Linked DNA regions of Homo sapiens: all the other regions are linked to region 1. The links are chromatin loops, found by intact Hi-C in ENCODE. Cell type or tissue: dorsolateral prefrontal cortex. All regions are shown on one strand. Region 1 has its middle 28 kb from the start of GAS7. Region 2 overlaps GAS7 (growth arrest specific 7). Region 3 overlaps GAS7 (growth arrest specific 7). Region 4 overlaps GAS7 (growth arrest specific 7). Region 5 overlaps GAS7 (growth arrest specific 7). Region 6 overlaps GAS7 (growth arrest specific 7). Region 7 overlaps GAS7 (growth arrest specific 7).

What was found. A loop is a pair of places that touch in the nucleus more often than their neighbours do. Peaks named below come from ENCODE experiments on the same cell type or tissue, not always from the same donor. Only the 100,000 strongest peaks of a DNase experiment are listed, where the experiment ranks them.
Region 2: it touches region 1 in a loop (4-fold over the local background); 15 of 110 quality-filtered maps call a loop at or near these places.
Region 3: it touches region 1 in a loop (13-fold over the local background); 29 of 110 quality-filtered maps call a loop at or near these places.
Region 4: a loop joins it to region 1, with 2.4 times the contacts of the local background. A loop is called at or near these places in 55 of 110 quality-filtered maps.
Region 5: a loop joins it to region 1, with 4 times the contacts of the local background. A loop is called at or near these places in 15 of 110 quality-filtered maps.
Region 6: a loop joins it to region 1, with 3 times the contacts of the local background. A loop is called at or near these places in 56 of 110 quality-filtered maps.
Region 7: it touches region 1 in a loop (1.8-fold over the local background); 4 of 110 quality-filtered maps call a loop at or near these places.

The regions. Positions count from the first base shown.
Region 1 is chr17:10,224,734-10,228,733 of GRCh38, reverse strand. No RefSeq gene overlaps it. Among named protein-coding and RNA genes, the nearest start is that of GAS7, 28 kb to the right of the region's middle. In dorsolateral prefrontal cortex, CTCF peaks have their summits at 1,492 and 1,692 (motif pointing right); DNase peaks (open chromatin) are centred at 1,693 and 3,723; H3K27ac peaks cover 1,909 bases.
Region 2 is chr17:10,116,164-10,120,163 of GRCh38, reverse strand. All of the region lies in intron 1 of GAS7 (growth arrest specific 7), which reads left to right. Among named protein-coding and RNA genes, the nearest start is that of GAS7, 80 kb to the left of the region's middle. RefSeq lists enhancers at 1-604, 779-1,306, 1,837-2,366, 2,367-2,896. In dorsolateral prefrontal cortex, CTCF peaks have their summits at 2,232 and 2,433; a DNase peak (open chromatin) is centred at 2,473; H3K27ac peaks cover 3,094 bases.
Region 3 is chr17:9,922,748-9,926,747 of GRCh38, reverse strand. It overlaps GAS7 (growth arrest specific 7), which reads left to right. Exons shown (of 14, transcript NM_201433.2): 10 at 1-107; 11 at 1,149-1,272. Among named protein-coding and RNA genes, the nearest start is that of RCVRN, 19 kb to the right of the region's middle. RefSeq lists an enhancer at 765-1,691. In dorsolateral prefrontal cortex, CTCF peaks have their summits at 1,635 and 1,835 (motif pointing left); no DNase peak of the experiment used is centred here; H3K27ac peaks cover 2,559 bases.
Region 4 is chr17:9,957,813-9,961,812 of GRCh38, reverse strand. GAS7 (growth arrest specific 7) reads left to right here. Exons shown (of 14, transcript NM_201433.2): 5 at 2,558-2,611. Among named protein-coding and RNA genes, the nearest start is that of RCVRN, 55 kb to the right of the region's middle. RefSeq lists a silencer at 2,800-2,993. In dorsolateral prefrontal cortex, a CTCF peak has its summit at 2,234 (motif pointing right); a DNase peak (open chromatin) is centred at 2,242; H3K4me3 peaks cover 1,869 bases; H3K27ac peaks cover 1,168 bases.
Region 5 is chr17:10,122,371-10,126,370 of GRCh38, reverse strand. All of the region lies in intron 1 of GAS7 (growth arrest specific 7), which reads left to right. Among named protein-coding and RNA genes, the nearest start is that of GAS7, 74 kb to the left of the region's middle. In dorsolateral prefrontal cortex, a CTCF peak has its summit at 2,341; a DNase peak (open chromatin) is centred at 2,420; H3K4me3 peaks cover 1,124 bases; H3K27ac peaks cover 1,994 bases.
Region 6 is chr17:9,963,851-9,967,850 of GRCh38, reverse strand. All of the region lies in intron 4 of GAS7 (growth arrest specific 7), which reads left to right. Among named protein-coding and RNA genes, the nearest start is that of RCVRN, 61 kb to the right of the region's middle. In dorsolateral prefrontal cortex, a CTCF peak has its summit at 2,066 (motif pointing left); a DNase peak (open chromatin) is centred at 2,045; H3K27ac peaks cover 509 bases.
Region 7 is chr17:10,035,158-10,039,157 of GRCh38, reverse strand. All of the region lies in intron 1 of GAS7 (growth arrest specific 7), which reads left to right. Among named protein-coding and RNA genes, the nearest start is that of RCVRN, 130 kb to the right of the region's middle. In dorsolateral prefrontal cortex, a CTCF peak has its summit at 2,243; DNase peaks (open chromatin) are centred at 2,247 and 2,537; H3K4me3 peaks cover 2,306 bases; H3K27ac peaks cover 4,000 bases.

The sequences.
Region 1 (4,000 bases):
AAAACTTCTGGGTCAAGAAAGGATCTATGGAGAGAGCCATGTCTAAGCTAAGACTAGAGTTACCTGGGTGGAGGGAAGATGTATTCCAAGAAAAGATAATAGCATGTAGAAAATCCTAGAGACCTTCGGCCGGGCACGGTGGCTCACACCTGTAATCCCAGCACTTTGGGAGGCTGAGGCAGGCGGATTGCTTGAGCTCAGGAGTTTGCGACCAGCCTGCGCCACAGGGTGAAACCGCGTCTCTACTAAAATACAAAAAAATTAGCCGGGCGTGGCGGCGGGCGCCTGTAGCCCCAGCTACTTGGGAGGCTGAGGCAGGAGAACTGCTTGAGCCTGGGAGGCGGAGGTGGCAATGAGCCGAGATTGTGCCACTGCACTCCAGCCTGGGTGACAGAGTAAGACTCCATCTCAAAAAAAAAAAAAAAAAAAAAAGAAAGAAAAGAAAATCCTAGAGACCTTCAAGCGCCTGGCTCAGTAGCAGGATTGAATGACAGAAGTCATTGTAACAAGATGATGAGTTCTTCTAGCATTTGCTTGTGTCTTCTAAATGTTTTGGGTACAGACTGGTATTCTTCTGGGTCCTGGTGAGTGACACCGTGGGATTGCAGAACCACACGCTAACCATGAAGAATTGGGTGGAGCAAGGTAAAGTTGAAGGAGACCCATCAGTTCCAGAAAAAATGGCTCAGGCTACAGCCTGACGGGGCTACAAGGCTACAACCAGGGACTCTCAGCCTCAGTTAGAGCAGAAATGAGGAAAAATGGGAGACAGAAGATGCTTTTTATATACGAGAGGGGGTTCAATTCTGTGGTACCAACCACTTCTTTTTTTTTTCTTTCTTTCTTTGTTTTTTCTTTCTTTCTTTTTTTTTTCCAGACAGTTTCGCTCTTATGGCCTAGGCTGGAGTGTGATGGCGTGATCTCGGCTCACCACAACCTCCGCCTCCCGGGTTCAAGCGATTCTCCTGCCTCAGCCTCCTGAGTAGCTGGGATTATAGGCATGCGCCACCACGCCCGGCTAATTTTGTGTTTTTAGTAGAGATGGGGGTTTCTCCATGTTGGTCAGGCTGGTCTCAAACTCCTGACCTCAGGTGATCAGCCCACCTTGGCCTCCCAAAGTACTGGGATTACAGGCGTGAGACACTGTGCCCGGCCGGTACCAACCATTTCTAATCATGATTACTAAACACCACCCTGGTCCAGCGCACCCTAATCTCTCACTTGCATCAGAACAACAGCCTCTTAATGGCCTCCCCACCTCTGCCCCTGCCCTCTACTGCAGGGGTCCCCAACCCTCGGCCCCGGACCAGTACCAGTCCATGGCTTGTTAGGAACTGGGCTGGCCACGCAACAGGAGGTGAGCAGTGAGCAAGCCAGCGAGGCTTCATCTGCCAGGGCTTCTGATTTTGCAAGAGAAATCACATGTCTGGATTTTTATGTCAAATCCAACGCTTATGTATTGGCAAGTAAAGTTTTTCTTTAACATGGAGCTGGCCAAATAAATTAGAGGCACCAAATCTCTCATTTGTGGCCCCTGGTTTTGTGGAAAGGAGTGGTGCCACATTTGGAAAGTGGACTCCAAAGTCTGATGATGAGGCCCTAAGAGTCTTGCGTGGAGTGGGGGTGGGAGGTGGGGCCCGCAGCCCCCAACCTGGGCCTCTGGTTTACATGCCCGGCCACGGCCACTAGGGGGAGCTCAAGGCTTCCTCCCCTCTGATCACACCTGGGCAACTCTGCATCCCCTAGGAGCCAACAGCCAGGAACTCAGTCGCTCTGCAGGGCGAGGGGAGGTGCACAAGCAAAGTGGCCCAAGACTCTCAGGCCCACATGGCAACTTCTCTTTGGACTTCCCTTGGGATTTCTCTTGGGAGCTCCCTGTGTTGGAATTGTTCTGGCTCCTCTAGTTGTATTCCTGCCTCTCAGACCCTTGGTATCCAGATGCACTTGAGCAGCGTCCACCTGCAATAGCCAAGCAGGAACAGGCCAGGAGGAGAGGAAGGGAGCAGGAAGGCCCAAGCTGGGGTTATGACCAGAAGCTTCAGCACACACACTGGGGAGGACTGAATATCTGTTTCCTTAACCAACATTGGAGGACAGGCAGCTTATCAAGAATAGGGGGACTTGGAGGTGGGCGCACTGGCTCACACCAGTAATCCTACCACTTTGGGAGGCAGAAGTGGGCAGATCATCTGGGGTCAGGAGTTCAAGACCAGCCTGGCCAACATGTCGAAACTCCATCTTTACTGCAAATATAAAAATTAGCCAGGCGTGGTGGTGCATGCCTGTAGTCCCAGCTACTCGAGAGGCTGAGGCAGGAGAATTGCTGGAATCTAGGAGGCAGAGGTTGCAATGGGCTGAGATCATGCCACTGCACTCCAGCCTAGGCAACAGAGCAAGACTCCTTCCCAGGCAACAGAGCAAGACTCCTTCCCAAAAACAAAAACAACACCAAAAAAAGAATAGTGGGACTTGGCGACCGGGACTACTATGATCTGAATGTTTGTGCCTCTCCAAAATTCATGTGTTGAAACCTAACCCTCAATGTGTTGGTATTAAGAGGTGGGGCCTTTAGGAGGTGATTAGGTGATTAGGAGGTGAATGAGGTTGGTGCCTTTATAAAAGAGACTTGAAGGAGCTTGTTCGCCTTCCTCACCATATGAGGAAACACAGAAGGTGCCTTCTATGAGGGATGGGCCCTCACCAGACACTGAGTCTACTGGCACCTTGATCCTGGGCTTCCAGCCTCCAAAATGTGAGACAGAAACATCTTTTGTTTATAAATTACTCAGTCTGTGGCATTTTGTGACAGAGACTTGAACAGGCTAAGACATGGCCCAGTATCCTCTGTCTCATAGTTACTAATGCTCTCAGGAGGGAGGTGGTATCTCTGTTTTTGTAGACAAGGACAACAGACTTGGAGAAATGACAAACCCAAGGCCACATAGCTGTGAGTGGTGGGATTTCGTTGGAACCCAGGGCTGTGTTATGCAGGAAACTGCGTTCTGTCTACTCCACAGCTCAGCCCAGGAAAGAATGCCTAAGTGAACCATAAAAGCACAGGGTCACACCCGTGGTACTAGAAGGGAACTTTAAAGTCACTGAATTTGATGTCCCTTCAGACCTGACACCCTTCTTTATTGCTTCTAACTATTGGTCACTAGTGAAAACTCTCATGAATAAAACCAGCAAGGTTTCCCTCCCCTCCTGGCTGTCACCCACTTGGATTAGAATTTTTGTCTCTCTCTGTCTCTCCCCAGCCTGTGGGGCCTGACCACTGATAGCTTTGTCCCCTCTCCTTGAGAAGGTCTGCTCTGTGTTTGACTAAAGACCCCATTACAGAAATGAAACCCTCCTAGCTTCTCTAACAATGCATCTTTTATTTAAAAAGACCCCATTTAGCAAAAAGACCCTATGCTGGGATTTGAATCAAAGATCAGGAGAAGCAGAAGCCGGGAGCAAAAATGATGCGCTCCTTTGTTGTCGATCAGAGCCAGGCCCAGGAGGAGCATGTTAAAGAAAGGTTGTCAGGCCACAACTTTGGGGCACCTTGAACCAGCTTCCCTGCAAAGGTTCTCCGGACATTGTTCTGAGAAAGAGTGAGCTGCCCCCCAGCTTCCTCTCCTCACCAGCTGCAGACTGGCATCCCTGTCTCCCGGAGCTCTCTGGTTCCTTTGGTCTCCTCTTGTCTGCTTGGCCAAAAGAGACATCACTCACTGGTGCCATGAAGTCAGAGCAACAACAGGCCTGTGCAGATGTGCAGAGGGTGGGCGGTGCACGTGGGGGTGGGGAGCAAGCCTGGGTGTCATCAAAGCTGATGCTGATATGAGATTTAGTTCCTCTCTCCCACTCACTTCATTTGCACACTTTAACGCAACTTGCTGAATTACATGAGTTCAGTTGATAAGCCCTCCCTCCAGAAAGTCTTCCAAGAGAAAGCTACTCACTGTGAATGCACTAATCAGATCCAGCAAGAAGTTATTACAGCACCTTTCCCTGAAAT
Region 2 (4,000 bases), 110 kb after region 1:
ATGGAGTGGGAAGAGATGGGCGGGTCCAGAGCTGGGGGGGGATTGTCACGGGGCGGGGGCAGGGGGACAGGCATGAAGGCCAGCCTTGCATTTCTTCCCAGCAGGAAAACCCTTGGTGCTCTGCTCACTAGCAGTCCTGCCTGTGGTTAGCACTTCCGAAAGCGAGTGCCAGCTTGTGGTCAGAGGCTTGAGCTGCCAAACAGGTTTGGCCTCCTGGTGTGCCTGGGTGTGACATCCTCTTCTGCTCTTCCTCTGTCCCCAGGCTGCCTGGCTCTGGGCGTGAGAATAGTCAGGCAAAAGGAACCAAACTCGCCCAGCAGGTGCTTGGATCAGCACTGCCAGGAGAAGACAGCCTGAAGGACCCACTCGTTGAACTTGGTGCTTCTAAAGAAGATATGCTGGGTCTGAAGCATGGAATGTCAAGTTAGCTGAGGAGGCCTAACACCAGCAGGTGCTTTGGGGTGGCACCAGGCAAGTTCTAAGGACAGTGGGCAGCTTCTAGAGAAACCACTGAGTTGTGATTTCCTGTAGATGAGAAGACAGCAGTTCTAACTAACTCAGGGTGTGGTGTGTTGGGAGAGGAAGGAGGAGAGAAGTGGGCCTTGGACCTTAAACAAGAATCAAGGACACTCTTGGGAGCATCCCCCAGCTTGTTTAGCATGTTTCGTCATGATTGGCATGGTCGTAGGAATCCCCTGAGACATGCTCTTTTCTAACCTTTCTATAATTAGTTGTCTTAACCTCTGTCTCCTTAAATAAAATGTCAGCTTCATGAGAGCACTGAGGGCCTGGGCCAGGCCCACGGTGAGCACTCAGTAACTACTTAATGAAGGAATAAATCAATACAGTGAGCAGAAGAGCTAGAAAGATCTTTAGCAAGGGTAACATCTTGAACTCTCTAAAATTGCCACCCACACTCCAGTCTACCCTGAACTCCTGATTCCCTTTACCATGTTCTATTCCCCCGATCACCTTCTGACATTCTTTAGAATTCACTTTTTTATTGTGTTTAGTGTCTGCTCCCCGCAACCCATTCCCACCTCATGCTGGAGCCGTCACTCCAGGAAAGCAAGGGTTTATTTCCCTTCTGCTTTTTTCATTGATGTGCCCCCAGATACTTAGAAACAGCGCCTGGTGCATGGTATATGCTCCATAAGTATTTGTCAAATGAATGAATGGCTGAAAGTGCCCGGAAGGCACTCAGCAGTGCCATCTGTCCCTGGGGACAGATGTAAGAATCCTCTTACAGTGCATGTCACCATGTGGCATGTGTACGTTGTGCTGGTGTCCAGTGGGAGGGGAACACTTGCCTCCTCTGGGAGGTGCTGCACAGGCTGGCCACCTGCGCTGGGCCTGCTTGGTCCTCATGGTTAACTGGGCCCCGGGGGTAGGACCACCCCCCTGATAAGTTAAGACAGCCCAGAGATACACAAGGGCTTTTTTTTTTTTTTTTTTTTTTGGAGACAGAGTCTCACTCTGTCCCCCAGGCTGGAGTGCAATGGCGCAATCTCAGCTCACTGTAACCTCCGCCTCCTGGGTTCAAATGATTCTCCTGCCTCAGCCCCCAGGGTAGCTGGGACTACCTCCATCACACCTGGCTAATTTTTGTATTTTTAGTAGAGACGGGGTTTTACCGTGTTGGCCAGGCTGGCCTCAAACTCCGGACCTCAAGGGATCCACCAGCCTTGGCCTCCCAAAGTGTTGGGATTACAGGCGTGAGCCACTGCGCCCAGCCCACGAGGGCTTTTTGGAATTGACTGGCAGGGCAGTGAGGGCCCCCAGGGCAGGCCGGAGAGGCTGACCAGGTAGTGAGTGGAGCTGTTCACAGATGAGGATTTTGAGCCTGTGGTTGGGCTGCATTCCAGAATCCAGCTGTGCTCCCATGACTTCCTTCCCACCTTATGCGCTGTGAGAAGCGGAAAAATACCTGGCTGAGAAACCGAGGGCTCAGGCGATATCCCTGTTTACTCCATCTCTATCATCTTGTCTTGCAACGAGTGACTGACTTAGAAATGTAATCCGGGATGGTCTTGGCTGTCTCCACGCCCTGGAGAGCAACAGGGTCCTGGTGCTGCCTGTTACCCTCGGGGAAAAGTGCAGACCCAAGTAGGTCCAGCTGTGTCCTTGACATCTCCACTTGTCCTGTCCAGGACGCAGTTGCCTAGCCCAGGTCTGGGCTACAGTGGCTTCTCACAGCTCAGTAAATGGCTAGTTTGTCCTTCCAGCCGCTGGAGGCAAAAACCTTGACTCCCCTTTTTTTCTCACATTCCACATTCAGCATGTTGAGAATGCAGGTTGGCCCTTCTTGCAAAACAGATCTTTAAACACAGGATCACTTCTCACCACCCTACCACTGTAGCCTTGGACTGAGCCACAGCTGCCACCACAATGCTGCCGGGCTGTTGCAGGCGCCTCCTGGCTGCTCTGCTGGTCCCTAGTCTGTTGTTTTCACAGGAAGGGTCTGAACACATCGTGCTTCTGCTTACCACAGTCCAGTGGTGCCCCATGTCGGCAGAGTGAAGACGCGGAAGCCCTACAGTGGCTGATGAGGTGCTACATAATTGGGTCCCCATTGCTGTCCTGACCTCAGCACCTGCTCCTCCCCGTTGGTCTCACTCCTGTGTCACTCCTGCCTCTGTCCTCCGCCTTCCGTGGTGTTTCTTTAAATGTTCCAGGCATGCTTCCTCATCAGGGCCTTTGCAGCCCAACTCCCTGTGGGGGCTGAGTAATGGTCCCCTGAAGATGTCTACCTTCTAATCTCTGGAGCCTGTGAATATGTTACCTTCTGTGGCAGATGGGATTTTGCAGTTGTGATTAAGTTGAGAACCGGAGATGGGGAGATAATCCTGGATTATCCACGTGGGCCCAGTGTAAGCCAAGGGTCCTTATGAGAGGGAGGCAGGAGGGCCAGAATCAGTGTTAGGAGATGTGATGTTGGAAGCAAGAGGCTGAGTGACGAGAGGAAGGGGCCGAAAGCCAGGGAAAGTGGGTGGGCTCCAGAAGCTGAGAAAGGCAAAGAAATGGATTCTCTCCTAGAGCCTCCAGGAGGAACCAGCCAGCCCTGCAGACATCTTGACTTTAGCCCTGTGAAACCTGTTTCAGACTTTTGACCTCCAGAACTGTAAGATAATAAATTTTCATTGTTTGAAGCCCGTTAGTGTATGGGAATTTGTTACAGCAGCCTCAGGATATGAATAGACCTCTTTATCTCCTTTCAGTCTCTCACTCACTCTGGCAGGTCCACCCCTTTGCTCTGTTTTTTCTTTTCCCCCCCTCATCATTTATCACCTTCCAGCAAAACTGGATCATTGACCTGTCTGTCTGGCTTGTTGTGGGTTGTGTATCTCCCCTGCTAGAATGTAAGCTCCCTGAGGCATGGATCTTTGTCTTGTTAACTGATGTATCCCAGTGTCGAAACCTGCGTCTGGTGTATAAGAGGTGTTCAAGAAACCTGTGTCGAATAAATAAATGAATGAATATGAATGAATGATTCCTTGGTCTGGAATACCTTCTCTTCCCATTGTCTCTGCCAGCTGCCCTCTAAGTCCACTTCAGACCCACTCCCTACCCGCAAGAGCTCTCCTGTAAGTGACTTCCCTGGCAGGATGCGGCTGGTGCTATCTGCTGGTCACCTTTCCTGAGCACCCAGTGGCTGTGAGCAGCCCGGCCAGTTGCAGAGACCCGCTCAGCCCAGGGCACTCTTCTTCAGCTTGCATTCCCCGGGGTAAGCCCTGCAGCAGCCAGGTACTCTGGAGAGTATTCATTTTGTTCCATGCATTTCTTACAGATGAGCACTGTCAGAGTCTAAGGGACCCAGCTGATCTCTAAACCCAACATTTTTTTTTTTTTGAGGCAAGAGTCTCACTCTGTCCCCTAGGCTGGAGTGCAGTGGTACAATCTCAGCTCACTGCAACCTCCGCCTCCTGGGTTCAAGCAATTCTTCTCCTGCCTCAGCCTCCTGAGTAGCTGGGACCACAGGCACACGCCACCACACTCGGCT
Region 3 (4,000 bases), 300 kb after region 1:
CCCTGATGAACTTCCGTGAGAACTTCAAGAAAGACATGAAGAAGTGCGACCACCACATTGCCGACCTTCGCAAGCAGCTCGCCAGCCGCTATGCCTCGGTGGAGAAGGTGAGAGGCCCAGGACGCTGGGCCAGGGCAGGTGCATGGGGGACTGCCTGGAAGAAGGGGGACTGGGAAGCCAGCAGTGGCTCCATACGCCAAGGCTGAGTCTTTGTCCCCAGGTAGGGGAATAGGGGGATGTCCAAGCCTCGTGCCTACGCCAGAGCACCCCACCCATCCAAGGGCAGATAGGAGCTGCCTCCCTGTGGTGCTGGAATGACCACCCAGAGGGCCAGGGGTGCGAGGAGAGGCTGCAGCTGCAGTGGGCAGTCGAGTGGCTGTTGGCGACCAGTTAAACCCCGAGCCTAGCAGTGCTGCTGCTGGTTCACGTGGGGCCCCGTGTTTAAGCCTCACCTGGCTGAGTCGTCCTGACTCAGTCACCGCCTCCCTGCTCTCCTTCCTGCTCAGGGATGAGGCTGAGTCCTGGGTGGTCTCACCTCCAGGGAACTGATGTTCAGCCTTAGAGGGAAGAGAGTGTGCCCCAGGGACTGATTCCCAGTCCCCAGTGCCTTAGAGAGGAGAAGGGGGCTCAAACTGCTGGGACACCCTGGGCCCAGCCAACTGCCGCCACCCAAGGACCACAGAGATGCCAGTGGTGGCCTGGAGGAAAGGCAGTACAGTGAGGGGAACAAGAGGGCCGAGGCTTGTCCAGCTCCAGAACGGGAGGGCTGTTGCTACATCCTATTAAGTGCTGCAGGGAGGTGACACAGATGGCCTTTGTGGTCCCTTCCAAGCAGAGGGGCTGTGACTTTAGGACTGCCTAGGTCCCCAGTCTTTGTACAGGCTCCATCGGGAAAAAAACGTGGTTTGAGAGATTGAGGTAGGCTGAGTCCAGATGTCACTGGAAGAGGCAAGGACGAAAAGAGTTGGGTTGTAGCCTCTACCTAGCTGGGTGGTGCCACTCTGGCTGCTGGGCCTCTCTGGACCACTGTGGCATCATCCACACAAACAAGGGGCGAAAGGACTCCAAAGGGAAGCTGGGCTGCGTGGCCCAGGAGGCCCACTGGCTCCGAGCTGTATGAGCAGCTTCTCCGTGTCCTTGGACCCCAGGCCCGGAAAGCCCTCACAGAGCGGCAGAGAGACCTGGAGATGAAGACCCAGCAGCTGGAGATCAAGCTGAGCAACAAGACAGAGGAGGACATCAAGAAGGCGCGGAGAAAGTCCACACAGGCTGGTAAGTGCTGGGCACCCGCCTGGCCTGGTCAGTGCACACAGAAGGAGAGGGCACGGGGCTAGGAGATGAGGTGACTGGCGAGGGTGCATCTCTCCTTTGCAAGACTGCAGCGAGGAAATTACTTCCCTTGTTTGCCAGGAGGTACCCCCTCTTCCCTTCTCTCTGACCCACACCCAGAGATCTCAAAGAAAGAGACTTTGGGGGTCAGAGGAAGGACACAGGCCGGGCTAGTTCTGGGGCATGGTAGAGGCTGGACTCCTTACTCTCTCCCTGGTCGTGGCTTTTTTTGTTTTCCGCCCAAGCCCCAGATCTCTGACCAGGAGGTGGACAAACTCCTTCATGCACTGAGAGCTCAGGGCCCTGTCCCTGTTCAGAGCCCACAGAAGCACACAGCTCACCCAAGCTGCCCACTTCCCCAGGAAGCAATGCTCTCTCTGAAGGTTCACCTATGGGGATGGGCTCCTGCCCTGGGAACAGAGGCTGACACTTTGTTTAAAGAAATAACCAGATTTCAGTCTCTTGGGAATAGTCTCCCAATGAGTTGGTTTCTGCTTCCACCTAGTGGTCAAAGTTAGCTAATACACAAAGAGGAAGAGAAGGCCTGGTAGAACCAGTGAAAACCTCGGTAACTAGATCTAAGGGAAGCCACGTTTCACTGCACGAGAGGACACGCATGTTGCCTCTGGAATTAGAATGTGTGCCGTAGTATTAGAGTTTGGTCTGTAGGTCCCTTTCACCTCAATTTCTGGTGAACCTGTTACAATTCCTTCATTATAGAAGAAAGCAGCCACCTTACATTTCAAAATAAGGTAAGATAGAAATAAGTCAATAAAAAATAATGTAATAGAAGGATAACGTTTATTATACAAATCTTATAATGCACAATAATAAATTACAGGATCAAGAAGTAGAGGGCACAGTATATTTATTGGTAGAGAGAAGGGGGGGCACAGAAGGGGAAGAGATCTGTTTAAATTATTAAGTTATTAAAAAAATAACTTATAGGCCAGGTGCAGTGGCTAACACCTGTAATCCGGCAGTCTGAGAGGCTGAGGCAGGAGGATCAGTTGAGCCCAGGAGTTCGAGACCAGCCTGGGCAACATAGTACCTCATCTCTACAAAAAAATTTGAAAAAATTAGCTAGGCATGGTGGTGCATGCCTGTAGAATCAGCTACTCAGGAGGCTAAGGTGGAGGATGGCTTGAACCCAGGAGGTTAAGGCTGCGGTGAACTATGATCACACCATTGCATTCCAGCCTGGGTGACAGAGAGAGACTCTACCTCAAAAAACAATTATATTGCAAAAACAGTATTGGTACATGGCAAAATATTTTAATCAGCAGACAAGAATATAAAATGCTATTCACAGAAATAATCACCATCTCTTCCTAGTGTTTTGATTTTTAAATATTTAAATTTATATACATTTGATCATACAATCTATCTTCTGAACTTATTTAATATATCTTGGAAATACCTCTTTTTCATTTCTGTAAATCTTTTTGCCCATCCATTCATGCATATCAAACTTTTTAATGGCTGGCCAGTGTCCAGTTGTATGATTGTACCCAAATTTGTTTCATCATTCCCTTAACTGAGGTTTAGGACTCTTAGATTGTTTCAGAGTGCTTGCCAGCCAGTGAAGCTGTGTTATTGTACCTGCATCTTTGTGTGTGCCTAAGACCAGATCTGCATATAGAGAGAATATAGTTGCTGAGTCAAAGGGTATTATTCGTCTTGATGGATATTTCCAAATTGCTTTCCAGAGAGAGCACCTATCAACAGCATCTATGAATAATGCCTGTTCTCTAAATGCTTATCAACATTGTGTGTTATCAAGATTTGAAATTGGTAGTGAGTGGGGAAAAATGATATTTTGTTTTTAATTTGCTTTTCTCCATAACCCAGGTTGAGTATGTAAAATATACATATAAATCATTGTTGTACTTTCTGTGAACTGATTAACTCATATCCTTTCCCCACTGACCATAGATTCTTTATCTATCAGGGAGATGAATCGTTTTTCATTTTAATTGCAGATATTTTTCCTAGATTGTCATTTGTCTTTTAGTTTTGTTCTTTGTAATTTTTTTTTTTTGCTTGTTTGTCTATTTTTTCTTGCTGTTTTTCTGTACAGTGATATTTCCCATAAGAAGCCTAGATTTCGGAGCTGATTTAGATCTTTTTTTTTAATCACCTAGAGGGTTTTTTCTTACTTTTTTTTTTTGTTTCAGGTGTTTATTTTTGTTTTTGTTTTTAAAATAGTGAAGGCCGGCCGTGGTGGCTCACGCCTGTAATCCCAGCACTTTGGGAGGCCCAGGCGGGCAGATCACGAGGTCAGGAGTTCAAGACCAGCCTGGCCAACATAGTGAAACCTCGTCTCTACTAAAAATACAAAACTTAGCTGGGTGTGGTGGTGTGTGCCTGTAATCCAAGCTACTTGGGAGGCCAAAGCAGGAGAATCGCTTGAACCCAGAAGGCAGAGGTTGCAGTGAGCTGAGATCGCAGCACTGCACTCCAGCCTGGGCAAGAGAGTGAGACTCTGTCTCAAAAAACAAAACAAACAAACAAACAAAAAAAGACAGTGAAATATGTAACCCACCAGACATTTATTTTTCCTTACACTGGTGGTCTAACCATATTCCACAGGTTCTTATTTGTGGTGGTTTTATTTCTGCTATTTTCATTATGTTTTGCTATTTGGGTTTTCATTTGATCTTCGAACCAA
Region 4 (4,000 bases), 270 kb after region 1:
TGTTTACTATAGCCTTGTGACCCTGGACAGTTTTACTTCTGCAAGCCCCAATTTCATGATCTGCAAAATGGAGTTGATGCCATTTAACTTGCTGGGGTTGTAAGGATGAAATGAGATTAAATATGTCAGATGGCTAACCTGGAGCCTGCCGTAATAAGCAAGCACTCAGTAGACAGTCGCTCTTGCACTGCTTCTCCCCTTAGCCCCCTCATCACCAACATCATCAGCATCCATAGGCAGACTCGAAGGCTGTTGCCAAGGCTGCTGGAGTGCTGGTTCCCCTCTCTGGGGGGCTGCAGTGGGAACGCGGTGGTGATGGTGGTAATGTGTCCATGACAGGAAGACAGACTCCTGCAGACTGCAGAATCCATCCCATAGGCTACTCTTTCCCCTTCCTGCCATGTATTTGCTTGGCTAGAGTCTGTACGTGAATGAACCTATGGAGAGAGAGACTTCTATCCCTGTCTCTTCTCCTTGGTGACTGGTACCTCCTGCCATGTAGCCTCCGTCTGCCTTTCTCCCTGTGCAGTTTTGTCAAGTGGGAAGGTATAGGGTGGGCCAGCTGGATGAGATGATGCACTAAAAATGTCTATGGAAGCTGTAGTTGGCCATAAAGTTGACGTTGGCCAGGAGCCCGTTGGGGTCACTAGAGGAGTTGCCATAAGTAGAGGTACCTCAGTGAAACCACAGTGTAGATCAGATCCATGTATCTCTGAGTGAGGTCCACAGATTCTGCAAATCAGAGGTGCTGGCACCACCTGGGACCTGCTGGATCAGGCCCAGCAGCTGAGAGTGCAGCTGGGACTCTATTTTGGACACTTTTTCCTCAGTTGATTCTGATGCACCTCAAAGCTTGAGGACCAGTGATAACCATCCATTTGACAGATGGAGAAATTGAGGCTCAAAGAAGTCAGATTCTCTGGCCAGGGTCTCAAGGCTAGTAATCATTTTCTTGTCTGTGAAATTAATGCTCTGTAAGGTTCATTTTTGCTAGACACCTTAAGGATATCAGTTTTCCTGAGTTGACTTTAATTAGCAACCCAAGTAAGACTGTATGGGAGTAAGGGTATGCGACCTTAGCAGGGGCATAGTCAAGCTCCCTGGTTTGCCTAATTTGCTGACGGGTTTCTGAGGCAAAGGCTCGCCCTCACCTGCAGATGGTCATTTGGCCAGGTGTCCAGGGTCGTGCTGGCCTGAGGGGCGGGGTGCCCCCCACTCCAAGCCGGTGGTTCCTTCTTGTTGAAGCCCCTCCATCCTTTTTCTGGCCTTTATCTATAAAGTGACAGCCACTTCCTTACATTCTACCAAGGAAGAGTAAGGCCAGACTGGCCGCAGTGGCTCATGCCTATAATCCCAGCACTTTGGGAGGCCGAGACAGGTGGATCGCCTGAGGTCAAAAGTTCGAGACCAGCCTGGCCAACATGGTGAAACCCTGTCTCTACTAAAAATACAAAAATTAGCTGGGCGTGCTGGCGGGCACCTGTAATCCCAGCTACTCAGGAGGCTGAGGCAGGAGAATTGCTTGAACCTGGGAGGCAGAGGTTGCTGTGAGCCATGATCACGCCACTGCACTCCAACCTGGGTGACAGAATGACACTCCATCTTAAAAAAAAAAAAAAAGAATAAGGTCATGCACAAGTCCTGGGGCACAAGTGTGATGGCCACCTGCGGTGCCTTAGGGGTAAGCCTGCTTCCCAGGTTGCTGTGTGGCTCAGGATAGGAGACATCCCAGGTCCTGCTTGGGGATCTCTGGTATTGAGCCCCCAACATAATTGCTAATAGAACAACAGAGACCCAGAATCAAACATTCTTTGGAGTCGTAGGCTCTTAGGACACGTGTAGCATTTTGCACTGGCAGTCCTTAATTTTCTCTGCCAGAACGATCCCAGGACTTTGGCAAACTGCTGAGGACCCCAGGCTCAGAGGTACTTGGGACTCTGGTTTTCTTACTGGCGGTGGAAGACATCAAAAGGCAATATAAAGACTGAGTGGAAGCTGGAAGTCGGTTTGGCTGAGAAATCCCTCCTGGCTCACGGGGTTGGGGGAGCGGGGAGTCAGGGAGGTGACCGAGCAGCGCCCCAGTGCACATTGTGTGTATTTAGGTTTGACGTTTTGGACCCGGGGGGTTTCAGAATAAAATGTCGTGTGCTGATTCCTCAGTGCCAGGAGGTGGTGGCCTTAACTCTCTTCTCCCCAGTGGATTCCGCGGCTTCAGGCAGCAAGCGGCACGCGGAACGTTCACCAGCAGAGGGCAGCGGAGGGGTTAACTCCCCAAATCACAGACTGAGAGAAGAGGAGGGGAGACCTGGTTTGGAGCAGTTCTCTCAGAGCCTGTGCAGGAGGCTTCCTTAATTCGCCTTCAGCCCGAGAGCTGGGCGTGGGAACAGCGTGGGGTCAGGGAGACCCCTGCTTGCCCTGGCCCAGAATATGGTGACTTAGGATTCAGACTGAGCATCCCTGATTCCCCAGCGCCTCCACCCTCAGGGAACCTGAATGGGGGGAAAAAATGTCCAATATGGAGAACAGCTTTGACGATGTTTCTTGCCTCTCTCCCCAGAACCTGGGATCCTCATCGCCAAGCAAAAAGCAGAGCAAGGAAAACACCATCACAGTAAGTGGCTCCCGAGGGGCGCCCTCAGGGTGGGCTGCGAGCTGGGGCATTTGGCTGGGCTGTTGCCATGGCGATGTGGACCGCCAAGCAGAAGTGATGCCCAACCTGGAAACGGGGAAGTTCCAAAGCTCGGATTTCACTCAAGTTCCCCATCCACATGCCCCTCCCACCTCCCCTTCTCCTGTCAATTTCACATTTCACTTCTCTCCTGGTGAACAAGTGGAAGGAGGATGGCTGGGATGATGCAGAAGCCGTTTTTTCAGGGCAGGAGGGGAAGGTATGCGTGCGGGAGTGGGTTGAAGGGGGTGGACTGTGCTCAGCGCAAGTGATGTGACGTGTAAATTACAGCCACGGCAGGGTTGCTTTTGTGCGGGGTAACTTCTGGAAGATGTCAAAGTAAAAAGCAAGAGAAAGCGTCCTAAGAATAGAGTTCCTAGGAGTCCCTGAGGGGAGCAGGCAGCTTCTGCCTAGAGTGGCCAGCCTGCCTCCCAGGGCGCTTCGAGATGCCCAACCCCATGTGGAGATGAGGGGGAGCCCACCCCACCCACCCCCATGCAGAGATGAAGGGGAGCCCCACACTCCACCTCTGCTCCTCAGCCCTGTGTTTGGGGCAGCTGGGGCTGGACATCATTGCCCCCTGAGGGGCACAGGCCTGAGAAGTGTGGTCGCAGGTTTGCTATTTTGGCACAAGGGCAGGAGAGCAGGGAACGGGGTATTGCTCTCTTAGGCTCCAACTCACACAGCTCTGAGCCATTCCGACCACCCCTGTGGAGACAAAACCAAGAGTGGGTGCATTTCCCTGCTTCGTCCAGGCTGCACATCCTGCTTTGGGAGAAAAAGTGTAGGTAAACAATTAACAATAACAATTGCTGCAACTTTTGTGTGCACTTATTATGCACATGTAGTGATCCAAGTGGCTCATTTAATTGTCCATTAGCTATATGAAGTGTCAGTCGTGGAATCAATATAGTATAACGATGATGAACGTGGACTCTGAGGCCAGAGTGTCGGTTATATTAATGACAGTGCAACAGCCTGGGGCAAGTTTCTTGACTTCTTCCCGTCTCAGTCAATAACTGTCAAGTGGGGAAATGGGGGGTAGTGGGTGGTCTCTGCCTTAGGGATGGTGTAGGGACTAAATGGGTCCATCCATGGAAAGCACTTAGAACAGAGCCTGCATATAGTAAGTGCTCTGTGCACACTCATCACCCTGTTTACAGATGAGGAAACTGAGGCACAGAGCCGCACCTTGCTCACGGTCACCCAGCTGGGAAGTATCAGGATTTGAAATCTATGTCCTTACCACAGTGCCCCTTCTGGAGCTGGCTTGGGTTCCTTGTGTCATGAGCTCCTTTGGAGTGCCCTGTGCTGATGGACGGTGTCTCCAAG
Region 5 (4,000 bases), 100 kb after region 1:
TGTGCAAGAGTGTGTGTGAGTGTATGAGTGTGTGTGTGAGCGTGTGTGTGTGGCATGCACACATTCATGTGCATGTGATTTCTCTTTCCCTCACACCATTCATTAAGGGTTTCTTCCCTGAGAACTCCAGGAAGTTCCAGGAGAACGGACAGGATTAGAGCAAATACTTTCTCCTGTCTGAGAAGCGACTCCCCCATTTAACCCTTCCCCTTCCTTGAGTCCCTGGGACAATCACTGCTGGAGATTTGGTGGCCAGGGAACCCAAATAGTGTGGCCACCACCCCCGACCCCTGCTGTGGGTCCCTGGCAGGTCAGAGGGCTGCTCTGCGATGGGGGCCAGGGAACACATCAGCGCAGGCTTCATACTGCACAGATGGGTTGCACCCGTGGTGGTCAGAACGCACATGGAGCCAGCCTTGTCCAGCTCTCTCTGGCTCTGCTGATTCCAAGTCTGTGATAGGAATCGGGGCGGGTGTATGTGAGGGTAGAGAGGAGTGGAAGGGAAGTGTTTATATAAATAACACAGGGTGGAGGGGCTTCTGAAAGATTTACTAGCTAAATATTTTCCGGATGTTTTCATCATCCTTTAAGGCCCTTCCAGAGGAAGGCTAAACAAGACTTAGTCTAATTCCCCCAGTGGCCAGTGGCTCCCACCCACAGCTGACCCCCTCACACCCGGGCCTCATTCTCTACACCACCCTGCCCTCCTCCCTCCTCATCTCCCCATCACCCTTTACTCCCCTCTTTCATCCAACTGGGAAAGAAAGAACAATCCCCATTTTATCCTTTTATGATCATATTATACACACAGTTGTTTGACCTTTTTTTTTTTTCTTTTTTTTTTTAAGATGGAGTTTCGCTCTTGTCACCCAGGCTGGAGTGCAAGAGTGCAATGGCACCATCTTGGCTCACAGCAACATCTGCCTCCCATGTTCAAGCGATTCTCCTGCCTCAGCCTCCCGAGTAGCTGGGATTACAGGTGCACACCATCACACCCAGCTAATTTTGTGTTTTTAGTAGAGATGGGGTTTCACCATGTTGGCCAGGCTGATCTTGAACTCCTGACCTCCAGTAAGCCATCTGCCTTGGCCTCCCAAAGTGCTGGGATCATAGGCATGAGCCACTGCGCCCAGCCTTGACCTATTTTTTTTAAATTTAATATTCTCAGAATATATTTCTATCATTAAATATATTTACAGGTTTGTTTTAGTGTTTGTTAGTCACAATTTGGATAAACTATTAATTTGCAATCCCCTTATGATGGACACTGAGGTTCTTCCACACCCCCCCTTTTTTTTTTTTTACTGCTATTAAAAATTACTGAAGATAACCATTCCTTGTGATGATATCTTTTTGCACGGAGAGTAATTTCCAGGAAATGTGGACCACTCAAGTGCACATTTTGACCCATGGTGTCATACTGCTCTTTATTTTTATTTATTTATTGAATTTTTTTGAGGATTCTCACTCTGTCACCCAGGCTGAAGTGCAGTAGCGCGAACTCGGCTCACTGCAACCTCCACCTCCCGGGTTCAAGCGATTCTCTTGCCTCAGCCTCCTGAGTAGCTGGGATTACAGGTGCGCACCACCATGCTCAGCTAATTTTTGTATTTTTAGTAGAGACAGGGTTTCACCATGTTGGCCAGGCTGGTCTCCAACTCCGACCTTAGGTGATCCACATGCCTCAGCTCCCCCCCAAACTGCTGGGATTACAGGCGTGAGCCACTGTGCCCGGCCCCACACTGCTCTTTAGAAAGGTTGTACCAAGTCCTTGAGAATATCCAGTGCCCCATTCGCTGGCTAAGCCTGGCATTTGCAGGCCGAAAGAGAGCCAGCAAATCATGAGATCTGTAGCCACCTGCAAATGGTGTGCTGTGGGAGCTAGGCAGGCCAGAGCCCCGATCTGCCAGTGGGGATTTGTGCGCATGTGTGGGGTGCCTAGGATGTCTGGGTTCCTTCCTTCGAGATTTAGTAAGGAACTGTGTTGTGTGGAGGCTGCGCTTTCCTTTAGGAGCCCGTCCCATTGGGTCTCTCCAGGGAGTGAGTGTGTGTTTCTGGTCAGGCCTCACGGGCTCAAGTCTTGCAGAGTGAGGGAGGGGCAGTTTGCACTGGGCTCTGGACTGTCATTTCCATGTCCACCTTCAGCTTGGCCTTTTCTTGTTGAGTGCAAGGCCCCGCCACGAGGGGCTGGTTGGAGCTGGGAGCCGCGCGGGGAGCCCGCCCAGGCACAGTGGCGGCTCTGTTTCCCACTCCGCCTCCTCAGGGGCCCCCATTCACGGGAAGGAGAGTCACACATTCCCCCTTGAGATAAGAATAGAGCACGACTGTGCCCCAGGACAGAGTCCAGCTTCTTCAGCCAGCCCTGCGAGGCCTGGCAAGGGCTCCCAGATGGTACTGGCATGAGTGGGCCCTGGCTGCCTGCCCCACTGGCCTCTTGTGCATTGTGTGGCCCGGACACTGGGTACAGTGTGTGTCTGTCCGGGGCCCCCCTCCAGGAAAACCACTGTCTCCAGGCTCTGCTCAAGATGGAGGGGCTTGTCTCAAATCAGCTGTTCCAGGGCTCTGCTGCGCCCCTCCTCTTACCTGTGGGCCTTGGACTCCAACCTCCCTGCCTTGATTCCTCCAGCCACTGGTGTCTATTCCTGGACGGGCAGAATGGAGCCCACGTTTGTTGGGGGAGCAAGCTCTAGGTGAGGGCTGGTGGCTGGAGGTTGGAGGCAACAGCCTGGGGACCCCAAAAGTGCTGAGAGATGATAAACAGGACCAGTAGGGGCCACAGATTGTTTGAGTGATGATCAGAGTTTTGGGGCTTTCACCCTTAGCCCTGCCTGTGTCTGAGGCTCAAGATGGAAGAGCTGAGAGTCAGATCAACAGCAGGACTGGACCAGGCAAGAGGCATGGGTACATTCTGGCTCCTCTTGGAACCATTCTGGGTGACCTTTAATGTACTTTCCAGCCTTCAGATTCTAGGGTAGGGCTTCTTAAAGTGTGGTCCCTGGACCAGCAGCAACAGAACCAGCATCTCTTGGGAACTTGTTGGATGGAGCTGCATATTCCCAGGTCCTGCCCCAGACCTGCTGGCTCAGAACCCGGCAGTGGAGCCCAGCTGTCTGTGTTTTAACATGCTCTGGACCACAGCTCTAAGTAGGATGACAAACAATGCTTTCCAGAGTCTGACAGGTGACTCCAGTGAGTCTTGAGGCCCACCACAACCTGGAGAGCACATGCCCCACCTGAAGGCCGGATGCAGTGGCTCATGCCTGGAATCCCAGCACTTTGGGTAGGCCAAGGCAGGCCGATTGCTTGAGCCCAGGAGTTTGAGACCAGCCTGAGCAACATGGTGAGACCCCGTCACCTCAAAATCTAAAAAAATCAGCCAGGCGTGGTGGTGTGCACCTGTAGTCCCAGCTACTTAGGAGGCTGAGGTGGGAGGATTGCTCAGAGCCCAGGAGGTTGAGGCTACAATGAGCCATGATCACGCCACTGCACTCCAACCTGGGTGACAAAGTGAGACTCTGTCTCAAAATCAATAAATAAAAATATATAAAAACTTCATTTTATTTATTTTATGTTTAAACATGGGGTCTCCCAGCCAGCCTTAAAAAAAAGATCTTCAGCTTGCACTGTTCTAGATATTTCAGTTAATTGTACAACTGTCTGAGGTAGTGTTTTGGGTTTATGGGTAAAAAACCAAGGCTCCGTGGAGGTAAATAACTTGCCATATGGAGGAGTTGTGATTGAAAGCTGGGGCTTTTCACCACAAGTGGGGGTAGGCTTTCAACCCCCCTCTTCATGGCTGTTAATCAAACCAGCAGTCAGCCAGGGAGGGTGAGGGAGGGCGCCAGGGAGGGCGAGGCTCCTTCTGCTAGGGAGTTGTTGTTGAGTCGGGTCCCAGGGGGCCTTTCTCGCTTTGTTCTGAGAAAATGGGTGTGTTTTTGAGTATTTGAATAGGGCCATCACATAAACTGACTGGGAAAGTGCCTAGAACGGAGGCTGTCTG
Region 6 (4,000 bases), 260 kb after region 1:
TGTTCTTGGGGTATCTTGAGGGGTTCTGATTTATGTGCAAGGCTATTCACTCACACATTATTTACAGCACCATAACACTAGACCCAGCCTAACTGTCCTGCAACAGGGGATGGGTAAAAGGGATGATGGCGCTGGAGGTTAGCCAGTGATACTATGCAGCCATTAGCAAGCATGCTTCTGAAGAAAATGCAATAATTTGGGAAAGTACTCACAACATAAAATAGAGTAAAAAAAAAGTAGGACACACATTGCATATATAGTCAGTCTTATTTGGCAGAAGGAAATCTATACTTATCTATACTTAGGAAGAAGGACTAGAAGGAAAACTGGAAAACGTACGGTGGCTCTGTCTGCGTCTGAGATCATGGCTATCAATTGGGACTTTTGACAATGTCTGGAGACGTTTGGATTGTCACGCCTGGGGAGGGGGGGTGCTACTGGCAACTAGTAGGTGACACCAGGGATGACGCTGAGTATCTCGCAAGGCATGGGACACCACAGCAAAGAAGTGCTCAACTTGAAAACATGAATCGTGCTGAAGTTGAGAACCTTTGGTCTAAGATCATGGGTCATTTTATTTTCTTTACACTTGTTGTTATTTTTCAAATTTCCTAAAATGAACACATTTTACTTTTATAGAAGGCAGATACAATTTTTTACTTAAAAAAAAAAAAAAAAGCTACAAAGTAGGTACCAGTATGGGGAATTCAGGAGAGGCGAGCTCTGGAGATGCAGGCCCGGGTAGATAGTGGCTGCCTAAAGACAGGCGGATTGAGTCAGACTCTTTTTGGATGGTAACCTTGGGAGCTGAGGTGTCATCAGGGTAACAAAAATAAATCATGTAGTATATGGAGAGGGCGAACGTGCGTTGTTCACCAGTCCCAGGATCAGGAGGTAGAATGTTATTCTTTTAGGCTTTGAAAGGGTAACATTTGTATATAAAAGCTACTACTTTTTTAAGTTAAAAATAATTAGGAAACAGGGTGTCCCTGTGTTGCCCTTGCTGGAATGCACTGGCTGTTCATGGAGGTGATCGTAGATCACTGTGACCTCAGCTTGGAACTGCTGGGCTCAAACAATCCTCCCGCCTCAGCCTCTGGAGTAGCTGGGACTGCAGGCGCCGGCCACCACGCCCAGCTAGCTACTACTTTTTGTCCTGGTTTGTGAGCCTGCAGGCTGGTTATCCAAAAAGGTGCCAAGAGTTAAACATACAAATAGGTTAAGAAGGTTTGGTGTTTACAGAGAGCTCTACCAACAAAGGGTCCCCAGGTATAGACCCCACTCCAGCATGCAGACGAGTAGATTCACCATCCCTGCTGTCAGTTATCACTCATGATAACTACACTTAAACATCAATAAATGAATAAATGAGCAAAGGAACACTTGAGATGCGGCATGTGGGGTGGATAAAGTGGCATGTTCAGGGTTACAGTGACGAAACCTAGACTGGAAAGCCCCAGATCTCAAAACCCGGTTGTGATCTCTTTCCGCCCCCTGCTTAGCTGCCCCTCCTTGAGCAAGCTGATCAGGAAGATTAGAATTTTGGGGGGAGGGGGCGGTCGTGGTGGCTCAAGCCTGTAATCCCAGCACTTTGGGAGGCCGAGGCAGGCAGATCAGGAGGTCAGGAGATCGAGACCATCCTGGCTAACACTGTGAGACCCTGTCTCTACTAAAAATACAAAAAATTAGCCGGGCGTGGTGGCGGGCACCTGTAGTCCCAGCTACTCGGGAGGCTGAGGCAGGAGAATGGCATGAACCAGGGAGGCGGAGCTTGCAGTGAGCCGAGATTGCACCACTGCACTCCAGCCTGGGCGACAGAGCGAGACTCCATCTCCAAAAAAAAAAAAAAAAAAGAATTTTGGGGGGTGGGTGTCGGGGGATGGGGAAAGGGACTTTCCACGGACACCAGTAACGTGTCCCCACCATACTATGTCATGGGGAGGACTGATAGTGGGTGCCCCACAGTTCCTGAGGGTGCCTGCCCCGCTCCTTCACTCAGCCCTTGGAGACCTGGATGGGTGGGCACAGGAGGTGGTGATCTGGTGCCACCCAGTGGAGGGTTTCAATTCTGCAGCCCTGGGGCAGTCGGCCCAGGTACTGGGTAAATGCAGCCCACCTGATTCGGGGGCAGAGGCGAGGGATCAAAGGCGAATCATCTTTTTTTATTTTTTATTTTACTTTAAGTTCTGGGATACATGTGGAGAACGTGCAGGTTTGTTACATAGGTACACATGTGCCATGGTGGTTTGTTGCACCTATCAACCTGTCATCTAGATTTTAAGCCCTGCGTGCAGTAGGTATTTGTCCTAATGCTCTCCCTCCTCTTATCCCCCACGCCCCGATAGGTCCTGGTGTGTGATGTTCCCCCACCGGTGTCCATATGGTCCCATTGTTCATCTCCCACTTATGAGTGAGAACATGCGGTGTTTAGTTTTCTGTTCCTGTGTTTGCTGAGAATGATGGCCTCCAGCTTCATCCATGTCCCTACAAAGGACATGAACTCATTCTTTTTTATGGCTGCATACTATTCCATTATGTATATATGCCACATTTTCTTTAGTCTATCATTGATGGGCATTTGGGTTGGTTCCAAGTCTTTGCTGTTGTAAATAGTGTAGCAATAAACACGTGTGCATGTGTCTTTATAGTAGAATGACTTATATTCCTTTGGGTATACTCAGTAATAGGATTGCTGGGTCAAATGGTATTTCCGGTTCTAGATCAAAGGCTAATAGTCTTGCTGCCTTTGCAGAATCGCGTCCTAGTGGGTCCCTTCCCTTCCTGCCCACCAGTGCCTGGGCCTTTTTGTGATCCACCTTTCAATTGTTCTGGCTTCTCACGAACTTCCCAGGAAGACCCTCTAGACACAGGAGAGAGGAAAGAGAATGGGACGAAGGGCTTGGAAACTTGAGGGACCCATTGGAGCATGGAGTTCAAAGTGGAGAAAGAGGTGAGATGTTTAATCTCCACCACCTCCTACCTACCTCAATAATTCAATAACACATGTTCTTATTGAGCAATTTCGGTCTTTGTCAGGCACTGAGACACAGGTGATATCTATAGCCCTGCGTTGATGGAGTTTTATGGCTGGTGTGGGAGAAACAGTAGATAAATAATGGTGCAATTTCAGCAGTGACAAAGGCTGGAGGAAGTGGATGCTGTGAGAACCTAGCCTGGTGCTGGAAATGTCAGGAATTAAGGTACCTTAAGAAAAGATACCTATTCTAAGACTGGAATGATGAGCAAGGGTTTCACTTGGCAAAGAGGTGGGGAAAGAATAGCTTTCCAGGGGAGGGAATAGCATCGTGGATGCCTGGAGGCAGCAAGGGGGAACCGTGTTTACGCATAGAGACCCAGTGTGGCTGTGGCTTACTAAATCAGCAGGAATAGGGAGGGTGGGAAATGAGGCTGGGGTAGTCTGCGCAGGCCTGCCACGAGGAGCTCAGGGGTTATCCTAACTGCACTGGGAAGCCATTGAGGGGTTTTGTACAGGATCCCACCTGCTGAAGGGATGGGACCCAGATTATTTGCAGGGGGGGAGGAAATGGGCTGAGAAGACATTTGGAGTCGGGGGCCTGCTGAATCACTTGTGAATGACCCACTCCAGTTTACCAAGCACTTCCTGTGTGGTATCACCCCCTGCCAGGCCTCAGGGTGATGCAGAGATGCCCAGGTGGGGTGTCCTGACCCCTGGGCAGGCCTTTACAAAATAAATGGAAGGGAAGAGTTCTCTGGAATCACAGGCAAAGGAAATTTAAAACAAATACTCTTATTATAGGCATTTGCAAACCTTTGCAAAAGTAGAGGGAATATATAATAAGGTACCACAAATCTGTTAAGCCCAACGATTACCTGCCTTTGTCCAATCTTGTTTTATTTGTGCTCCCATCCCCTCCCCCAATCCCCTTGCCCTCCACCCCCTAGATTATTTTAAACCACATTTCTGACTTACTGTTTTAAATGCAAATATTTCAGAATGTATCTTCCAGGAAGAAGACAT
Region 7 (4,000 bases), 190 kb after region 1:
TTGAGTATACCCACGTGTTTGTGCAGCCATCATCACCACCATTAATCTCCAGAATGCTTCCATCTTGCACCAGTGACACTCTGGACCCATTAAACACAAACTTCCCATCATTCCCTGCCCACAGCACCTGGTCACCTCCATTCTGCAACCTGTCGCTATTAATTTGACTTCTCTAGGTGCCTCATAGAAGTGAAGCAAATGGTATTTGTCCCTTTGTGTCTGGCTGTTGCACTGAGCATAATGTCCTTAAGGTCCATCCACATGGTTGCATATGTCAAAATTTCCTTCCAATTAGCCAGGCATGGTGGTGCGCACCTGTAGTCCCAGCTACTTGGGAGGCTGAAGCAGGAGAATCGCTTGAACCCAGGAGGCGGAGCTTGCAGTGAGCCGAGATTGCGCCACTGCACTCCAGCTTGGGTGACAGAGCAAGACTTCGTCTCAAAAAAAAAAAAAAAAAAAAAATTCCTTCCTTCTTAAGGCTGAGTAATATTCTATTGTGTTTATTTTACTACGACTTGCATTGTTTCCACCTTCTGGCTCTTGTGAATAATGTTGCCATGAACAGGCAGCAAGACCCTCCCTTCAGGACTCTGCTTTCAGTTCTTTTTGGTATATACCTATTAATGGAATTGCTGGACCATATGGCAATTCTTTGTTTAATTTTTTTGAAGAATTAACACACTATTTTCCACAGGGGCTGTACTATTTTACATTCCCACCAGAAGGGCACAAGGGTTCCAACAGTTCTCAATCCTTACTAGTACCTGTTCTTTTCTGTTTTGTTGATATTTGTTTATTTGTTTGTTTTGAGACAGAGCCTTGCTCCGTTGCCCAGGCTGGAGTGAGAGTGGTGTGATCCTAGCTCACTGCACCCTCCGCCTCCTGGATTCTCCTGCCTCAGCCTCCCAAGTAGCTGGGACTACAGGTATACACCACCACGACTGGCTAATTTTTGTATTTTTAGTAGAGACGGGGTATCACCACGTTGGCCGGGTTGGTCTTGAACTCCTGGCCTCAAGTGATCCACCCGTCTTGGCCTCCCACAGTGCTGGGATTACAGGCATGAGCCATTGTGCCTGGCCTTGTCTGGTTTTTTTTTTTTAAGAACCTGTCCTAATGGGTGTGAGCTAATATCTCACTGTAGTTTTGATTTGCATTTCCCTCATGATTAGTGATATTGAGCATCTTTAAATGTGCTTATTGGTCATTTTTATATCTTCTTTGGAGGAATATCTTTTGCTCATTTTTTTAAATTGGGCTGTTTGCTTTTTATTGTTCAGTCTGGACTCTTTTTGGACCCGGGGTAACTGCAGTGCCTACCTTTCAGCCACTGGTGATAGTAACAACAAAAATCCTAGCTTTCATTGAGCATTTACTTCGTCCACTAGGTGAAATGTTTACATGGATGCCCCACCCCCACCCCCTTTAATCTCTCACAGCAATCTTTTGAGAAAGATACTGTGATCATCTGCATTTTACACTTGGAGAAATTGAAGCTGGAGCCGTTGCCCAGGGTCTTGGAGCTAGTATGTAGTAAAACAACAGCTTAGCTCTGGTCTGACTCCATCCTTAGACGATTGTACTTATTTTCTTCCCCCGACCCAAGGAGCTGGCATTGAAACCTCTTCATAAATAAGTTTATCCATTTGCTTAATAGGGAACCACTCGGTCCTCAGGATCTTGGTTTCTCTAGAAAACCATATTTAATTCTATATAAAGAATCAGTTCCTAAAACCCCAAAGGTTTGCATCTGAAAGCAAACACAGAAATATGCGGCATTTTGAGTGCTAAATAGTCAGCTGCTCCAAAAACCTTTCTAAACGGAGTGATAGGATATATTCATGAAGGATCCAAGCCCTGCCCAAGCTCATTTAGTTGGTGGCTGCAGTATTGCTCTTGGGGTCCAATCCTTTCTCCACTTGTAACTAATGACTTTGTGATCCTCAGGCCCCTTTCAGTGGAGACCTCACATGAGCCTGTCTTTGTTCGTTATCTGTCCAGGTTTGATGGTGGCGAGGGCAGAGTGAAGGCAAGAGACCTTCATCTCGCCCCTCTGGAGGCACCAGCTTTCCACACAGTGGTTCTTTGGGGGAACATTCTCCGTTCTTTTTATGTTGGTTTTTATCTGGCCTTGGGTTCACACAGCTGGGGCCGGGGCCGGGGCCAGGACCAGAGCTGTGACTTAGGGTTGGGAGGAAGTTGGCCAAAACATTCTCCAGCAGGGCTTGGGCAGGCCCAGGAAGTCCCGCCTAAAACACAGTGGACAAAGCTGCCCTTGTCCACAGGCCTGGGGGTGGGAGGCATCTGCTCAGTGACACAAGCTTGGCCATTGTTTGTTGTGACCTCAGCCAACGTTTTTTAGCTGAGAAAGGGGAAAAAGAGGGAGAGTGGGAAAAAAAGAAAGGCCTCCAGAAACATTGCATCTGGAAAGTCCAGAACAAGTTGTTAATTTCCCAGCAAGCACTGGAGCGGATTTGGAAGGAACTATGCAATGTAGTGGGTTCTTTGTGAAAGAACAGCAATGAGCAAAGCCACAGGAACCTCCGCTGGGGTGCCCAGAACACTGGCCCTGGGCTAGCGACTTGCCTCAGCCCCATTTCCCGGAGAGGCTGCCATGAAGAGGAAGCCGGCGGAGTCTTGGTGCTGAGTCTGAGGGCTTCAGGCAGGACCCAAGACTCTCCTCTGAGGTAGCAGCCCCCAGAGAAGGTTAGCTGTTCTCTGATGGTAAGAATTGATTTTTCTTGCCTGCAGATGTATGCTCCAGTTTGCTTTTCTCTGCATGTTTCTAAAATGACTGTGCCATGGTAAAGAGGCAGCTCTGAAAACTGAGATTTGGGGTCTAACTGCTGAGCTGTGGTGGTCTGGGGACCCTGTGTGCTAGGGGGCACCTTTCACAGATCCAAGGCATGAGCAGGGAGGAAAAAAAAAAAAGACGTGGGTCATTGTGTGAGAGATCAGGAAAAGCGGATGGGAGGAGGAGAAAGATTTATGAAGGATGTCTTGGAGAGAAAGGAAGTCTTGGCTCCCCTAGTTACCTGGGGAGCAGTTTCGTAGTTGGAGCTGTGTGATGGAGAAGCAGAGTGGTGATGTGATTTTAATGGAGTCCAAACCTTGCTTCCTCCATGTAACTTTTTCCAAGTAAGAAACTTGGATTCTACCCACCTATCTGGCTTTTACCCCACGGCCCAGTTCTAGCTGGGGCATTGTAAGGCAAAAGCCATTTGAGGACTATAAAACTTTATGAAGGTAAGTGGGAGCTCCTGGGGTCATGGCTCCCTAGCAGAAGTACCTGCCCAGTAATGCACTGTGCTTCCAGGCTTGGCTGAGACATCTTTCCAGCTTGGTGGTGGAGGCTGCAACAGTGATGATGGAAGCTCTTCTGATACTTAGCAGTACAACAGCCTTGTTTCACCAATCTTTCCACCCCCAGAAGTTACGCATCCATCTTCTTTCTTTGCAAAGGAGGACCTCCAAGAGAGTGGTGATCACTCTCTTGAGGCTCTGTACAGCTGTGAGAGGTCCAGGTTGCATGGAAAGGCTGGCCTGTTTTGGTACATGGTCTCCCTCCAGGATATGCTCTCCCACCTCCCTGGGCCCATCAGCATCTCTGATTCTGGCATGGCTTCCTGTTCCCACAGTGCCAGGGGAAGGGAGATGGTGCTTGTTATCCAGGAGCATCTCTAACGGGTTAGTTGACCTAGGACCGTCCACAGCAGTGCTTCTCAAAGGTTAACGTGCATCTGAACTACCCGGGAACCTTTAAAATGTAAGATCCGGTGCTGGGGCAGGACCTGGGGCTCTGCATTGATAGCCAGATCCCAGAGAACTTCATGCTGCCCGTGCGGGGGCCACACTTGGAGATTTGCTGCTGTGAGGAACCCAGACCAATCACTCAAGTTCTGACCAAGGTGTGGCTGCCTTGGGTCTGACTGTAGGGCACAGGGAGTTCTGGCAGGCCTGTGTGTGGATCGTGGTTGGGTGCTTCATGGGGGTGGAGGGA